Regions from separate parts of the Homo sapiens genome. Here region 1 is linked to region 2. The links are chromatin loops, found by intact Hi-C in ENCODE. Cell type or tissue: Caco-2. All regions are shown on one strand. Each heading gives the region's core, and the rest is flanking DNA. Links, peaks and the distances in the headings are about the cores only.

Region 1 (2,812 bases), core at 200-2,699, 52 kb before region 2:
TATTAGTCCGTTCTCAGGCTGCTATGAAGAAGTACCTAAGACTGGGTAATTTACAAGGAAAAGAGGTTTAATTGACCCACAGTTCTGCATGAATGGTGTATTAGTCAGTTCTTATGCTGCCAATAAAGACATACCTGAAACCAGGTAATTTATAAAGGAAAGAGGTTTAATGGACTCACATTTCCACATGGCTGGGGAGGCCTCACAATCATGGCAGAAGGCAAAAGAGAAGCAAAAGCACGTCTTACATGGCAGCAAACAAGAGGGCTTCTGCAGGGGAAGTCCCATTTATAAAACCATCAGCTCTTGTGAGACTTATTCACTATCACGAGAACAGTATGGGAAAGACCCATCCCCTGATTCAATTACCTCTTATCAGGTCCCTCCCACTACACGTGGGAATTAAGGGAGTTAACAATTCAAATCTAAAGGTGAAATTTGGGTGGGGATATACCCAAACTATATCAGCTGAGAAGGCCTCAGGAAACTTACAGTCATGGCAGAAGGCATCTATCTCTTAACAGAGCAGCAGGAGAGAGAATGAGTGCAAGCAGAGGAATTGCCAGATGCTTATAAAATCATCATATCTCATGAGGCTCACTCATTATCATGAGAACAGCATGAGGGAACCACCTCCATGCTCCAATTACCTCCACCTGGCCCCGCCCTTGATGCATGGGGATTATTACAATGTAAGGTGAGATTCGGGTGGGGACACAGAGCCAAACCATACCACCCTGATACCAAAGCCAGACAAAGACACTACAAAAAACGAAAATTACAGGCTAACATTTCCGTTAAATATAGATGCAAAAATCTCCAACAAAATACTGGCAAACTGATTTCAACAGCACATTATCGAAAGGTTCATACACCATGATGAAGTGGGATTTATCCCTGGGATGCAAGGATGATTCAACATACGTAAATCAATGAATATAATACATTACATTAACAGAATGAAGAATAACAATTATATGATTATCTCAATAAATGCAGAAAAAGCATCTGACAAAATTTAACAACCTTTCATAGTAACAATTCTCAACAAAATAGAAGGAAAGTACTTCAATGCAATAAAGCCATATATGACAAACCCAAATCTAACAGGTTTGTGACAACATGAATGTACCTGCAAGATGTTATGCTAAGTGAAATAAGCCAGGCACAGAAAGACAAATACTGCGTGGTTTCACTTTTAAATGGAATCTAAAAAATGTGAAATTCACAGAAGCAGACTGTAGAATGGTGATTGCCAGGGGCTGGGGGGTGGGGAAAATGAGGAGATGTTGGTCAAAGGGTGCAAAATTTCAGTTAGGCAGGATGAGTAAGTTTTAAGATCTCATGTACCCCCTGGTGATGATAGTTAATAATCTGCTATATAACTGCACTTTAAATTTGCCGGGAAAGCAGATCTTAAATGTTCTCAGCACACACACACAAATAATAATCATTTGAGGTACTGGGTATGTTAATTAGCTTGATTGTGATTATAATTTTACAATGTATACACATATCAAAACATCACATTGTGCATCATAAATATATACAATTTTAATCTGTCAATGGTGCCTAAACAAAGCTGGGGGAAAAGATAGTGAGACTAGTGGACTACATATAAATTTCTAGCTTTCCATCTTACTAGTGGTGAGCCTGAGCTTCCTCATCTGTAAAATGGAGATAATATATACTTTCCTCATGGATTATGAAGATTAATTAGGTGACGTTCTTAAGGTGTGAAGACACTTCTAATAATAGTGTCAGGCATGTGGATACCAAGAATACAGTAAGAATATTATTATCAAAATCACCTTCAATTTAGATATCATTTCCCAAGAATGTGGATGGGGGCATGTCCAGCCTTTGATAACTCAAGCTTCTAATTTGAAGATGTTACTAGTGATATTAGAAAAGCCAGTGATGATTTTTGGGAAGCAGAATGTGATTGTTTAGGGGAAAGATTAGTGGACTGTGGAATCTGACAATATGAGTTACGATCTTTACCAATGATGTCTGTGGGCATGTTATTTAACTCTCAGCCTCCGTTTCCTGATATCTGTAATTTGTAGGCTTTTTATGAAGATTTGAACAAATGCATAAAAAGGTAAGAAGGACAACTTCTATGGCTCTGGGTTTTTCTCTTCACAGGGTAATAAAACTTAAGACCCCCCCGAGTCTCCTGACTCTTCAGACTCTCACGTCCTCCCTGGAAAAGGATTATACAGGGCTGCTCCCCACCTCTGTCTTATACTCAGCCCTGTAACAACTCTGGAAAGACAAAAAAAAATGACTTATATAGGATAGCACCGAACAGATCTTTAGATCTTTCTGTTTCACTTGATTTCCTATGAAATGATTGTCTTCTCTTGTTACTATTTATTTATTTATTTTGAGACAGAGTCTCACTCTGTTGCCCAGGCTGGAGTGTAGTGGAACCATCTCAGCTCACTGTGCCTCAGTCTCCCGAGTAGCTGGGACTACAGGCACACACCACCATGCCTGGCTAATTCTTTTTTGTATTTTTAGTAGAGATGGGGTTTCACTATGTTGGCCAGGCTGGTCTCGAACTCCTGACCTCAGGTGATCCGCCCGCCTTGGCCTCCCAAAGTGCTGGGATTGCAGGCGTGAACTACCGCACCTGGCCTCTTTAACCTTTCAATGATGGAAGGAACTTTGCTAAAATATATTGCCTTTTTTTCAGTGAATAAAAATTAATTCAAATAGTACTTACAAGAAGTATTCAAGAGGAAAGTAAGATTCCAAGTTTGTTTCTCTGATTTCTGGGGCTGTGGTCAGCTCCTAGTTGTTCCGT
Region 2 (2,812 bases), core at 118-2,617:
GGACTTTTCACACGTAACATCTGATTTAGGGAGAAGGGAAGAGAAAATGAGGGACCAGGCTGCCTGGGTCACTGCATTTGTGATGACAGGATTCCTACTCTATGCACAAACAGATGTGATCTAATCTTCAGACACTCAGCCTGTTCAGAAGAATTGTGATGAAGGTGAGCTGAGCTTAAGATAAGCATTTTTCAAGAAGAGTCAATACAGAAAAAGAAATGTCATGTTCTTTATGGTGATTTTAGAAAAATTTCTCTGATTCCTCTCTGGGACATAGTTATGACCCACATTATATTTAAAGAAAAATCTTGTTTGGCTAATATTGTCTCTCAACTACCTTGTTATCTAGTGAAAAAATGATCATAACCAAAACCCAACTAACTATAACCTTGCAGTAGCTAGAGAACCTTTCTTCATTATGCCACACTCACAAAACCAAATATCAACAAAAGAAGCTGACAGGAAGGATTTACAAGATGTGCAAAAATTCCAGCAGCGTGAGTTTGAGTTCCGAAGTGCTTTCATTTTGAGCACCTAATTTGGTATAGACTGGGCAGTTATGATTATCTCATTTTGCAGATGAAGAAGGTTAAATGATTTGTCCAAGATCATGTTGCTATGATAACTTTCTTCCAACTCCAAATTTTATTCTTGTTCCAATACATATGCAGTTTACTTTACTATGCCCTTGACTTCTATGGTAAATTCATACTTAAAATTCAAAGAAAATGATCAGTTAAAAGCTAACAGCTAATGATTATTGAGAACTTGCCCTGTTCCAGGCCCTGTTTTAATTACTTTACACCACCGTAGTTAATCCTAACGCTATTCCTAGGGAGAAGGCACTATCTTGATTCTCATTTTACTGATGAGGAACAAAGGCTGGCAGGGGTTGGTGGGTCTGGAACTAAGACTCAAGTGTGTTTGGCACAGGAGCCTATGCTTTGCCACATTGTTGTTTGTCTCCATTATCTATTGCTCCTGTAAAAAATTACCACAAACTCGGTGCTTAAAACAATGCAAATGTATTATCTTATAGTTCTGGAGGTCAAAAGTCCAACACGAGTATCATTGGGCTGAAATCAAGGTGTAGGCAGGGCTGCATTCCTTCTGCAGGCTCTAGGGAAGAATCCACTTCTTTGCCTTTTCTGTTTTTTTTTTTAAGGCCAGTCACATTCCTTGGCTCCTGGCCCCCTTCCATCTTCAAAGCCTGCAATGTTTACCGGGTTTCATGCTGCTGTCTCTGTTGGGTCTCCCTGATGTCCCCTTATAATAACCTTTGTAGTTATATCAAGCACACTTGGATGATCCAGGCTAATCTCCCTATTTTAAGGTCTGCTAATTAGCAATGTTAATTCCATCTGCAACTTTAATTTCCCTTGGCCAGGTAACCTGACGTATTCACAGGTTACAGAGATTAGGACATGGACATCTTTGGTGGTTAGGAAGGGTGGGGGCATCGCTCCGCCTACCACACTGTTCTTTCTCTTTTTATAGAAGGCAAGATTTAGAATGCAGTACTGTATCTACTTAGGCAGAAAGTGTTACCCGAATATTTTAGAAAGGCTTTAAAAAATAGATCTGTAAACAAAAATGACTCGGTTGACAATGAAACAAGAAAATATGATTTTAATTAAACAACCTGGGTTTGCACTACTGTGCAGTTTACAAAGTGTTTTCACACACATCTGATCCTCGTAGATAACCTTTGCAGTAACTAGGAAAGATCTGACAGTTAACTAACCCCCTCCCGCCCTCCTTTTCTTGCTTTCTTTTTCTTTTTCTTTTTTTTCCTCCTTTGGTTCACAAATGTTTTTCCTAAAATAAATCATACTGTGCAGGCCTAGTAAAAATTATAATTTTAACCTAAAATAAATATATTAAAATTTTCCACAGCTTTCTATTACTTTTTGGTTTAGTTTTCAAGGAACTCTGTCTGTGGGAGGAATTCTAAGTATCATTTACAGATGGCAGTTTCTTGAGCTGGTTTAATCACGTCAATGAGAGGAAAATGAGAAGAAGGTATTGTTGGGAGAAGTAAGAATGAAGTTGCTAAAAAAGTGGGCACTTATTCATTTGAGAAAACCATATTGAGCACTTGCTATAGGCCAGGTATTTTTCTGGGATCTAGGGATATAGTAATGAATAAAACAGTCAAGAGTCCCTGTCTTGGGAGCATAGACATCCATTTCTAGAAGAAGAGATTGATAATGGACAAATTAACAAGCATATATCTATATATATATATGTGTGTGTGTGTGTGTGTGTGTGTGTGTGTATATATATACACACACACACACACATAATATTTAGCAATGATAGATATTGGGAATTCTGGTGGCAGAATTGTTATTTAATATGGAATGGCCAGAAAAGACCTCCCTGGCAAAGTACCATGTGAACAGAGACCTGAAGAAAATAAAAGATACAACCAGTGTTTATGTGGGGAAGAGTGTTTCAGACACGGGGAATAGCCAGCCCAAAGACCCTTAGGTGAGAATGTGTTTACAATATTTGAAGAAGAACAAATAAATGGAGCAGAGGAAGCAAACTAGAGAGAAATAAGAGATGAGTTCCGAGACGTGATGTGGACCAAACCATAAGCAAACATTTGAGGAATTTGGTTTTTAATCTGAGTGTGATAAGGATCCACTGGAGGATTTGAGAGCAGAGACGTGATGTGATCTGACTTTAGTTTTGAAAGGATCACTCTGCCTGTTGAGGATGGGGAAGAAAACAAGGGATGGGGAAGAGAGACCCGTTAAGAGGCTATTAAAATATCCTACCTGATGGTAGCAGCAGAGGTGGAGAA

Evidence for each region. A loop is a pair of places that touch in the nucleus more often than their neighbours do. Peaks named below come from ENCODE experiments on the same cell type or tissue, not always from the same donor. Only the 100,000 strongest peaks of a DNase experiment are listed, where the experiment ranks them.
Region 1: a loop joins it to region 2, with 3 times the contacts of the local background. A loop is called at or near these places in 2 of 110 quality-filtered maps.

What each region holds. Positions count from the first base shown.
Region 1 is chr1:96,881,030-96,883,841 of GRCh38, forward strand. No RefSeq gene overlaps it. Among named protein-coding and RNA genes, the nearest start is that of PTBP2, 160 kb to the left of the region's middle. In Caco-2, for the core only: no CTCF peak of the experiment used is centred there; no DNase peak of the experiment used is centred there.
Region 2 is chr1:96,933,339-96,936,150 of GRCh38, forward strand. No RefSeq gene overlaps it. Among named protein-coding and RNA genes, the nearest start is that of DPYD-AS1, 160 kb to the right of the region's middle. In Caco-2, for the core only: no CTCF peak of the experiment used is centred there; a DNase peak (open chromatin) is centred at 1,113.